Regions from separate parts of the Homo sapiens genome. Here region 2 is linked to region 1. Evidence: chromatin contacts called from ENCODE Hi-C data. All regions are on one chromosome and are shown on one strand. Each heading gives the region's core, a stretch centred on a gene start or an enhancer-like site at or near the end of the contact. The rest is flanking DNA. Distances are from core to core; before and after follow the strand shown.

What was found. Hi-C counts contacts between places; a loop is a spot of excess contacts on that map. Pooled maps may share reads with other maps.
Region 2: a pooled map shows a loop between it and region 1 (9-fold over the local background). The contact joins the promoter of PDZD11 here to the promoter of SNX12 in region 1. A Hi-C loop is called at or near these places in 5 of 50 pooled maps.

The regions. Positions count from the first base shown.
Region 1 is chrX:71,065,631-71,072,097 of GRCh38, reverse strand. SNX12 (sorting nexin 12) reads left to right here and starts at 3,764. Exons shown (of 4, transcript NM_013346.4): 1 at 3,764-3,956. The coding sequence starts at 3,792. RefSeq lists silencers at 3,549-3,768, 3,608-3,801.
Region 2 is chrX:70,287,964-70,293,732 of GRCh38, reverse strand. It overlaps PDZD11 (PDZ domain containing 11), which reads left to right and starts at 3,806. Exons shown (of 7, transcript NM_016484.5): 1 at 3,806-3,873; 2 at 4,379-4,478; 3 at 5,220-5,303; 4 at 5,560-5,616. The coding sequence starts at 4,392. KIF4A (kinesin family member 4A) reads right to left here and starts at 3,629. Exons shown (of 31, transcript NM_012310.5): 1 at 3,583-3,629; 2 at 3,155-3,295; 3 at 2,928-3,042. The coding sequence starts at 3,274. RefSeq lists a silencer at 3,649-3,828.

The DNA.
Region 1 (6,467 bases), core at 2,515-5,014:
TTAGTAGAGACAGGTTTTCACCGTGTTGCCCAGGCTGGTCGCAAACTCCTGCACTCAGGCAATCAGCCCGCCTTGGCCTCCCAAAGTACTGGGATTACAGGCGTGAGCCACCGTGCCCGGCCCACAAGCTGTTCTTTTCTGTGCCTGCCCTTTAATGGTTTTCCCAAATGGAAATAGTTTTACATTTTCTGGTTAAAAAATAAATGTAAGTTTATTGTTAAAAAATCAGATCCTTTAGAAAATTATAAAAATATAAAATCCAACTGAAACCCCACCACACAGAGGTAACCGCTGCTACATTTTGGTGCATGTCTTTCCAGACTTTAAAAATTATATATAAATAATTATTTATATATATAAATATATATTTATATATATATTTATATATCTATATATTATATATTTATATATAAATATATTTATATATAAATAATTATATATAATGATATAGATATATAAATATAAATATATAAATATTATATATTTATATATAATATATATAAATATTATATATTTATATATATAATATATAAATATTATATATTTATATATAATATATATAAATATAAATATATATATAAATTAATATATAAATATAATAATTATATATAATATAAACTATAATAATTATATAAATATATAATTATTTATATTTAATTATATATAATTATATGTTTATATTATTTATATATTACATTATATTATTTATAATTATAATTATTTATATTAATTATTATATATAAAATATACATTAATACAAGTGATATCATACTACAATATTTTTTGCCAGCTTTTTTCACTTTTTCATGGACATCATTCTGTATCAACAAGCATAAGAAATTATTTTAAATGGATAGATAGGGGAACTGTAAATTAGGCCATTTACACAAGATAGTGAAATTTATGATGGAAGTGACTAAGATAAAAAGCCTTGTAAAATATAAAATCCACTACCCCTTTATAATACTTGTTATATAAGCAAATTCACAAATTAGAAAAAAAGACTACACAAATATTGCAGAAAATGAACAATTATTTGCTCTTAAAAACAAGAACCTTACACTGGTATCTTTATGTGATTATCTGATTATTTTCTGAGGATAAATTATTGGAAGTAAAACTTTTGAGTTAAAGATTTTGGTAAATAACATTAAAAATAAAAAATACAAAGGCATTATACTTAAACACAGTTAATGAAAAACAACCCTCCCTGCCGTCTGTGACTTCTTTTCTCCAGTTCTGCTCTCCAGAGACAACCAGTATTACAAGTTTCTTCAAGTCAAAGTTTAAAAAAAAAATACATACTGCCAATCTATTTCCCAGAAAGATTGTACCGATTCACATTCCTACCAAAACTGCATGCCCTCACCAACTTTCAAATCTTCTGTCCTTGCCTCTTCATGTTTTTCTTTCTACATGGTATGCTGATGACTCTCATATCTCTATCTCTCTAACCCTGACCTCGCCCTCGAGCTCCAGGCCAGTATTTCCAGCTACTCGCTGGACATCTCCACCTGGATGTTCTACAGACACCCCATATTTATCTAAACTGAACTCATTTTTTACAGATGAGGAAAACTGTTTGTATAATTTGCTCATGGTTATACAGCTAGAAAGCAAGGATTTAAACCCAGGCAGCCTAAGTTCATGGGTCACACATTTAAGCCCTACACTATACTACCACCATATCTAATCACGTACAAGTCGTATCTATTTTATTTCTTCAATCTCTTTCCTATCTCTTCCCTCCTCTCCATTGTCACCATCACCACTTGATTCGGAGTCTTATTGTCAATACCTTCATAATTCAACTTAAATATACCTTCCATGTTGTCTACAAAACAATTCTTCTAAAACATAAATCTGATCATGTATTTTTCCTGCTTAGGATCCTTCAGGGACTCCCTATCACCTACCAGAAAGCTTTGTATCACCTATCATGAAGTCAGAGATCCTTTACTTAATATAAGCGGATCATCCTTTGTCTGCCCATCCCTAGCCAGTCTACCTTTCTAAACACTTCCATCACACAGTCTGAATTGGCGATAAATGCCTAAAAATGCTCCACTGTTTCTTATCGCAAGGACTTTGTGTATTCTTTCTTTCTTTCGCTCTCTCTCTCTCTCTCTTTTCTTTTCCTTTTCTTTCTTTCTTTTTTTGATGGAGTCTTGCTCTGTTGCCCAGGATGGAGTGCAGTGGCATGATCTCAGCTCACTGCAACCTCTGCCTCCCGGGTTCAAGCGATTCTCCTGCCTCAGCCTCCTGAGTAGCTGGGATTACAGGCGTGTGCCACCATGCCCAGCTAATTTTTGTATTTTTAATAGAGACAGGGTTTCACCATGTTGGCCAGGCTGATCTCGAACTCTTGACCTCAAGTGATCTGCCTGCCTCGGCCTCCCAAAGTGCTGGGATTACAGGTGTGAGCCACCGCGCCCGGCCTGCATATGCTGTTTCTTATTCCAGAAATTACCTTTCCCTATTTCCACTCCTATTTGTCCTTTATGTCTTTTCATGTCTGTTAAACTCAGATGTTTCCTCCTCCAGGGGAACCTCCCCTAATTTTTCCAGTTATACATTTCCTATGTGCTGCTTTGAACATTTACTTATTTTGTATTTGTCGCATTATATTAGTTTTGTTTACTTGTCTCCCTTGCTAGAATGTTAACTCCTTGAGGGCAGGGACTCTTATTTAACTCCAGGATTTTAGTGTTTAGCATGGTGCTTGGCACGTATTTGCTTAGTGGATATTGGTTAAATTGAATTAAACAGCAATTGTGAAATTGTAGGGCCTCATACTCTGTTGAAAGAATTTCAGGCATCAGTGATATGGGAAATATTTTTTGAGTAGAGGAGGGCAGGGGAAAGGTGGAGAAAGGATGACCTGAAATCATCACCCAGTCTACCCTTTAATGTGGAGCATATGTAAATTAGTCATATAAATATTAATATTTCTATAGATATTCTCATGTAAACATTTATTCTATCTCCATTATGGGTTGCAAGCAACCTCAGAGCAGTGCCAAGTATGGAGTTCTGCGGAGTAGAAATAGAAGGTATGAAATAAGTACCCTCAATTTGCTGATAAATGTAAGATTGAGTACACCTGGAGTGTGGCAACAAGGAGTAAGATATGCCCAATTTTCCTGAAAAGTAAGAGAGAAATGTCTTTCTTTACCCCATCCTAGTTGCTTGCTGCTTTCCTGGCGCCATACGTAGTGCTGAGTGCGCCATTGTGTGTGGCGTGAACTGAAACCATCAGTGGCACAGGTGGGACGGCTACGTTATAGGTTCTCAGTACTATTGTTGGAACCCCACCCTCCATAGACCACCCTTCTATTTTCGCGGAAAACCAGGACTTATTCAGGTCACTGGGCTTCGGCCTATCACTGTAGGAGCCTGGCTCACGGGGCAGTGCCCACTGTTGATTGATACACGGTACGAGACAATTTCTTGGGTTGAGGAGCCGCGATTGGCGGAGCCAGCCTGTGCTGCTAGGCAGGGTATTGGGTACTGCGTATTGGGGATGCAGGTTCCCGGGTGGCCACAAACATCACCCGGAAGCCTGAATATGGCCTCCACTCTACAGGGCGCGCAGCAGTCAGCACGGCCGCTATTCAGAGCCCGGGGCCCAGGCCCGTGCGGCGTGCGCGTGCGTGCGTGGGCGCGCGTGCGCGCCGCCGCCGCCTGTGGGTTGGCTAGTTATTTTGCAAGCGGGAGGGGCCGTGCGCGCTCCTGCCTCAGGCCTCTGTCCCCCACCCCCTTTCCCCGGTCCCAGGCTCTCCTTCGGAAAGATGTCGGACACGGCAGTAGCTGATACCCGGCGCCTTAACTCGAAGCCGCAGGACCTGACCGACGCTTACGGGCCGCCAAGTAACTTCCTGGAGATCGACATCTTTAATCCTCAGACGGTGGGCGTGGGACGCGCGCGCTTCACCACCTATGAGGTTCGCATGCGGGTGAGTCACGGGGTGAGGGAGACAGCTGAGGGAGGACCGGGCGGCGCGAGCGGGAGGGGGGAGGGAGGCTACCGCGGGGGCAACTAACGGCGGGGAAGACGCCTTAGGGGTCATTTGGGGGTTAGGGGTATAATAGGCTTGGAACGAGGTCTGCCGATTCAGTTGTGGCCGGAGGATGCAGAAAACTCCTGAGGGAGACATCGGACGGGGATGCAGGAAAGCTACCCATGAGGAAGTGAAGCATGGCTGGATAGGGTGGGGTGGATGGAAAAAGATTAGAGTGAGGAATTCAAGGAGATAGGAATCACGGCTGTAGCGACTGAAGGAAGGGAGGGAGGATGGAAGAGGGCTGGGGGATGGAAAGCCAAGGCGATATATCGCTGAGCTCCATAACTAAACTAGGTTGTGAGAAGTCTGAAGAGGGAGGGCAGGAAGGCCGGCTGCTTTCTAATGAGGTCTCCCTGGGATAATGGAGTAAAGCAAAGCCTTGAATTAAAGGGAAGGTAGATTCCAGAAAAGGCAGACAGTAGGCTTGTGGGAGCAGAAATAAGAAAGGGAGTCTCCTTGAGACCGAGCGCTTTCCTAACTTGTGTCGGATCAGCATCTGAAGGAGAGAAATGTTTTATGCTTAAGTTTTCGCAGATACTACGTGCTGTCTCGCCTTGAAACCTGGCCTGGCCCTGGGATTGGTGCCTTGTCAGTCACTGCTTTCATTCTATGTGGATCCTTTAGATTTGAAGTATCCAGAATGTTTATTTCAGTATTTATTGACTCTCGTTTAGGTACTTTGTATATGAATGGCTTTTTGCCCTTTCTGTCCTAGATTACCCTTTTGGATTCTGACCCTGGTCTGTAGTTACTTTAATACATGACATTTCAGAATTGCCCAGGAGTGGCTTCTTCCAGCATGCATGATAGAGGACTTTACTCTCTAGTGCTTAGCCCATAATGCAAGGATGGAATGTGCAGATAGAGTACTTGGTTTGCAGGATCTTTTGCCCACTTGAAGTGGTTATAGGCAAAACAGTTTGAGAATCATTTTCTAGTTTTCCTTATGTTTTCTTCTCAGACTAAAAGGCCAGAATATTCTCTGTGGACAGCATCCTGCTCAAACAGCATTGAAGAACTAAAAGAGTGTATGTGCTTTCATTGTTGAAGGAGTGAATTGAATGAGAAATTGTGGTCTCCTACTTGGGCTTTGAAATCTTATTGAGAAATTATGATTTCCAGATTCCAAGTTTGGCAAAGTCCAAACTGAAGAAAGAAAAGTGAATAGCAAAACATGAGAAACACTTGTCTATATAAGAACTATGTGAAATCATGTCTTTGGGGGAGAATGGAATTTAGGTCCTTCAGAATATGATAAAAGCAGGAAATTGTCAGTGCTGGAGAACTTAGTTACCTGAGGGAGCTTGGGCATGACTAGTACAGCATAAGGGCTGTCTGCTGTGGGGTTTTGGAGACATTCAATGCATTACCCAAGAGTCTTAGGGATTCTGAATGAAATCGCTCTTTACTCAGGGTATTCTTTTTTTTTTTTTTTTTTTTTTAAGAGATGGAGTCTCGTTCTATTGCCCAGGCTGCCGTGCAATGGTGCAATCTCGGCTCGCTGCAACCTCCGCCTCCTGGGTTCAAGCAATTCTCCTGCCTCATCCTCCCGAGTAGCTGGGATTACAGGCACATGCCACCATGCCTGGCTAATTTTTGTATTTTTAATAGAGACGGGGTTTCGCCATGTTGGCCAGGCTGGTCTTGAACTGCTGACCGCAAGTGATCCTCCTGCCTCGGCCTCCCAAAGGGCTGGGATTAGAGGCGTGAGCCACCACGCCTGGCCCTACTCCAGGTATTCTAATAGCAACAGGGACTGTTCATCTAGTGCCTACTGTGTACCAGGCACTGAACTAGGTTTTAATTTGTGTTAATCCTTACAGAACTTCGTTTTACACATGGGAAACTGAGGAGGAATGCAGTTTAAGTAACTTGCCCAAGTACACGTAACTATAACTGACAGGGCTGGAATTTGAACACAAATATGTCTGACTCCATATTCTTTCTGCTACACTTCTGTCTCCTTGACAACACTTAGTAGCAAAACTTTAGCATGCAAAATTTTTCTACTCACTAAACTTTTAATCGGTCCCTTCCACAATTTTTTTTTTTTTCGAGACAGAGTCTCGCTCTGTCACCCAGGCTGGAGTGCAGTGGCATGATCTCAGCTCACTGCAACCTATGCCTCCCAGGTTCAGGCGATTCTCCTGCCTCAGCCTCTGGAGTAGCTGGGACTACAGGCATAAGGCATGGTGCCACCACACCTGGCTAATTTTTTTTTTTTTTTTTGAGATAGAGTTTTGCTCTTGTAGCCCAGGCTGGAGTGCAGTGGCATGATCTCGGCTCACTGCAACCTCTGCCTCCCGGGTTCAAGTGATTCTTCTGCCTCAGCCTCCCAAGTAGCTGGGATTACAGGCATGTACCACCACGCCTGGCTAATTTTTGTATTTTTAGTAGAGACAG
Region 2 (5,769 bases), core at 2,557-5,056, 780 kb after region 1:
CTCACCTTTTCTATACTTAGATCACAAATATTTTCCATGATGTTACAACCGCCTACAGTATTCAGTACAGTAACATGCTTTGCAGGTTTGTAGCCTAGGAGCAGTAGGCTCAGGTGTATAGGAGGCTATACTATCTAGGTTTGTATACATGCACTCCACCATGTTCATACAATGACAAAACCGCCTAATAATGCACTTCTCAGAAGGTATCCCTGTCGTTAACTGATGCATAATTATAACTTGCTACTTAATTGTACAGTAGTAGCTTCTAAAACTATAAGCATGGCACCTAAAAGGAACTACAAATGCAAATTTACTTCAAGGTGAAAAAAATAATGACCTTAGGGAAGTCTGTTCCTTATTAGTGTGGCAGACATGTTGTCAAGGAACACAAAGCAAGCTTTCTCTGTTAAATGATCATCATATTTATGTCAAAGCTGTTATCTGCTATTTACCAAGATAATTTTGCAGTCTGAAGGAAAAAACCCTTTAAACTTTGAAACAACGTTTTAATCTAAATGAAAACTTTGAAGTTTTGAAAAAACTTGTTGGTCTAAATGAAGGATCATAAGAAGATGCTAAATTGAGATTTTCACTGTAATAGACCGCTGGTATCAGCTGGCATGACTATGGGGCAAGAGAATAACATTCCATAATTTTCTGCAATACCACAGATATGTGCAGATAGCAATAACTTGGGAAATGAGGTTTTAGTAGTTTTTACAAAATACTTAGGGCTCTGTGGTACCAGGAGTTCAGAGTACAAGAGGGTGCTGTTGAGCTGACTATAAAAAATATTGACTTTGTTTTTGCAACCAAGGGTAATGTTAAGCAAACACATGTATATTGGAATCACTTTCTACTTTATGTTGCCTTTAAAGAACATAATTTAATTCTATCAGTTTCCCAAGTTAAGAATGTAAAAGTAGAACTGTGGTGCTCTTACTAAGCTGTGGAGGTATAGCCTGAGGAATCTGACCAGATAGTGCAGGGTCTGAAAAGCATATTGTTTCAGGAATGGCTAAAGGAAAGGCGGGGATAATTGAAGAGAATTAGGTAGAAACACTTAACGGTTTTCCAAATACTGTATGTAAAAAGGAAAAAGATTATAGTGGAGAAGCCCAGCAGATTAACACCTTAATCAAATGATCAAAATGAACATCAGTAGTAATAGAATAAATCAAAATCATGTGCTGCCCAATAGGCTTCAGTGAGAAGAAAACAGCACCACTTCTGTGATATTCCTGCTAAAAGATACACAACCTGAATCTAATCATAAGTAAATGCCAGACAAAACAATATTGAGAAAAGGTTTACAAAATAACTGGCCTGTAATCTTCAAAGTGTCAAACTCATAAAAGTCAAAAAAAGACTAAAGAACTGTTTTAGAATGGAGACTAAAGAGACAGCAAAACTAAATAAAACGTGATTTTGAACTAGATCTTTTTGCCATAAAATATTTACTGGGACAATTGGTGAAACTTGAATGGGGTTTCAGGAATAGATGGTAGTAATGTAGCAGTGCAAATTTTATTGTTTTGATGGTTGTATTGTGGTAACTTAGAAGAAAGTCCTTTTTTGTAGGAAATATACACTAAAGTATGGGGGGTTATCAGGCCAATGATTCATCTCAAATGGTTCAGGGAAAAAATGTTTTTTATGCTGTTCTTGCAACATTCTATACGTTTGAAATTATTGCATTAATATCTTAAAATTTTGAAACAAAAATTTCAGTGTTCCTTGAGCCATATCATTAAACAAAAAAACGTGAAAAAATATGTGAATAGCTGTTGCCTAGAAGAAGGCTTCTAAAGGAATGAACTAACATCACTGGGTAGAAATTACCAGGAAGCAAATTTCATCTCATTATAAAGATCTTTATAACATAATTAGACTTGTCCAAAACCCAAATCTCAACTGGACTACCTGTGAGTCAGTGAGTTCCCTGTCAAAAAAATTTTAGACACTGGCAGTTCACCTAACAGATATTGTTAGAACGCATTTTTCTTTGGATGAAAAACAAACTAGATGATATACAAATGTCTCTTTCAACTTTAAGGCACTAGCATGCCATGATTCTACTTCTTTTAAACGAACCTCTGTTTTGAATCTTGAATAACCACTGTATTAGAATAATAATTAGACATCTCTCAGGCACTGCTCCCTTCTTTAGAACCCTGCTATGGTCCTCAACAGCATTAAAGACTTAGCTTCCCCAGTAAAGATTATTAACTGGTGATAGTATTCAGAGGCTTTAGGCACTCCCCTTCTCCACCTAAAAGAAGTATACTCATTATTCAAGACCCATCTCAAAGTTTTCCCACTCTGTGAAATTCACCCCAAATTCCCCAAGCAGAGTTAGAGCCATCCTTTTGTTTTTCATACCACTTTGTATGAGAGCAGAGCTACTACTTCCATAGGACTGACTCTGTTGTATATTTTTAACTTGAAAAATTTTTCTTCTAAAAGATAGGTACAAAAAATTTAAAAATTTTTATATATTCAAAATTATTTATGTAGTCATCTATCTCCATTCCTATCCCCTGGACTTTGAACTCCTTCAGGGCCTCGAAGCTATATTATTTATCACCTGAATCCCTCAACAAGCTTTGCAGTGCCTGGGCCTCAAGTAGGTTGGCACACTTATCACCATCAGCAACCACCACAGAGTTTATAATCTAATGAAGTTCCAGGATAAACAAACATATACAAGTCAAAGATGAACAGAACCACATAAAGCAAATACAGAATAAAACTAGCTTCAAGGGTACAGAGACGTTGACAAATGTTATTAGGCTAAGGGCTTCTTGAAGGCAGGAATCATGATTCATCGATTCCTGTATTTGCAGTGCCCAAGCACAGTGCTTGGCACATAGTATATGCTCAAGGAATATATATGTTACGTTCGAGGAATCAAATCGCCTTACCTTTAAATACACCTTTTATGAGTGGCGCTACTGCTGTATTGAAGACTTCTTCCTGTTCAGTAGAGGGATCAAATACAAAATCGTAGGTGAAGGATTTATCTGTACCAACCACCACCTAGAGAAGGCACGGGACAAGGCGTAAGGTTAAAAATGAAAGGCAAGACCACACCCCTCGTTACCATTTGGCCCCAGCTGTTCAGACACAGGCTCTGGACTCTGCTACGCACCTGAGGCTCTCCGGGCACGAAGGAAAGGCACATCTGGCAGCCCTCGCTAATCTCTTTGGGGACCAGAGGGCGACAACGCAGCGCCACTCTTACGGGAATTCCCTTCACCTCTTCCTTCATGATCCTATCTCAGCACCGTCTCTGCGAGGGGGAAAAAGAAGGCTCGCTGATGAATGTTAGTAGGTCAGCAGGGGTGGGAGGGCGTCCTCCCCGGTTCCGACCCTCCTCAGCGGGAACACTGACTTGGGAGATTCACGCTCCATGACTTGGCCAGGGCTGGACCGCCCGTCAGCCCTGCACTCTAAAGAGAGTGCACGGGCTTCTGAAAGGCAAAGAAAAAACTCCAACGGGGACGGCGACAAAGAACCAAAGCCCTAGGGTACTGGGTAAAAACAGGTTCTGAGCTAAGGTGTGCCCCCGTAACTCACCAAACTAAATGTCCCTTCCCCGTTCTCCCTGGGCCTCCCGCCGCCCTGTCCCAGCCGGAGCTTTAACCGCCAAGTTTCAAATCCGTCCCGGAGACGCCAACCAATTGCAGTGCGGACTGCCCGAGGGCGGAGCGCGCACGTCGGCGCGCGCAGGCCGGCGCGGTGGGAAGGGGAGGGTCAGCTCGTTGCACCCTGGCCCGGCCTCTTTTCGACCCTGCGGAGCATCCGCTTCCGGTTCCCAGACTGAATTGTCAGTGAGCGGAGTCTGAGGTCGCTGTGGACTGCCCACTGGTGAGGTGGTGCGGCGTTTATGCGGCTGAGAGTGCGGGTCTCAGGCAGAATGTGGGGCGGGGACGTGGGAGGTGGCTGGTCAGGTGAAGGAAGGGTCGATCTAAGGACCCTACCATTACTAATCACATCTAGGAAATGTGGGGCGGTGCCTTGCCCCGAGTCCCTGCGGATAGTTAACACTCCCTTGGGCTTCGAAAGTAGATCTTTTTAGACTCGACCCTGATTTCCTCTTCTCCAGGTTTGAGACGGTAACATCTGTTTTGCAGGATTGTGAAAAATGAGGTCCTCTTTCTAGAGTACCTGACAGGTTGCTTGGCATCCAGAAGATGTTTAGCTAAGTTAAGAGTTTTCTTCTGTCTTCCTTCTCTCCTCCAACCTTAACACCTAGATATGGGCTGGGCCTGTAGACTGACTGCCTTGGAATGGGTTGGAGCTGCTGTCTGAAACTTGCTGGGCTGCTCTCCCTTTTGAACCACTTTTTGTCTGTTCTGATTCACTCTTCCAGGGCCTTGCCCGAGATGGACAGCCGGATTCCTTATGATGACTACCCGGTGGTTTTCTTGCCTGCCTATGAGAATCCTCCAGCATGGATTCCTCCTCATGAGGTGGGAACCATCTGTATTCCTGAGTAGGAGATTTTTTTCCCCGTGGGCATGAGATGATGCATGAAAGGTAGGATAGCAGGGTTAGAAGGCGAAACGGAGAGTGAATCTTAGCACTTGTAGCCAGAGGACCCAGAAGCTGGATTCTGAGCAACAGGACCCATTGGGAACTTCTTTATGGAAGCCTCCTGCTAGGGTCTGTTCACACCGGTTAATTCTGGAAATTTGGAGCCTTCATTTCCATACTGTTAAGAGGTTCAGCGCGGTGGCTCATGCCTGTAATCCCAGCACTTTGGGAGGCCGAAACAGGCGGATCACCTGAGGTTGGGAGTTCGAGACCAGCCTGACCAACATGGAGAAACCGCGTCTCTACTAAAAATACAAAATTAGCCGGGCGTGGTGGCACATGCCTGTAATCCCAGCTACTAGGGAGGCTGAGGCGGGAGAATTGCTTGAACCTGGGAGGCAGAGGTTGCGGTGAGCTGAGATTGAGCCATTGCACTCCAGCCTGGGCAACAAGAGCAAAACTCCATCTCAAAAAAAAAAAAAAAAGGTGAAGAAATGGGGAGCTACTGGGCTGCCCCAGTGCTATCCATCTACTCATTTAGTCTGTGTTATCTGTTCTACTTAAATTAAGTCTATGACCTTTCCTTTTCCTGACTTCAGGGTAATTCATTAGTGTTTCAGATGAAGGTAGGTGTGAAGTAAGACTGGTAAAATTTCTGGGGTTGCTGTGTCTTGCAGAGGGTACACCACCCGGACTACAACAATGAGTTGACCCAGTTTCTGCCCCGAACCATCACACTGAAGAAGCCTCCTGGAGCTCAGGTGAACTTATGAAACCTTATTTCAGGCTAGATTCATCCATACCACAAATTGGCAGTGTTGGGGGGATGGATTGGAAAGCAGGTGCAGATGTGAGGAAACTTTCCTTCTTGTGGACAGAAAAGCTGAGATAACACTTCTGCAACTTCTGACTTTCCTCTCAGGGACACACAAGCTGAGCTATTGTACGATGATGCTACTAGTTGTTCTTGTGTTTGTGGTCTCCATTGAGCCCCCATTCTGTGCTCTTGTCTTACAGTTGGGATTTAACATCCGAGGAGGAAAGGCCTCCCAGCTAGGCATCTTCATCTCCAAGGTATTTATGCCCAGTAGGCAATATGGATCGTTACTTCCCTTTGTTAAATTAACAGATTGCAGAACCCTAATGTCCCAAGGGCTGAGAGGATGACTCTGGATTCATAGAAGGGGTATAATGGAGACACCCCCTTTCCCACTTAAAACTTTTCAT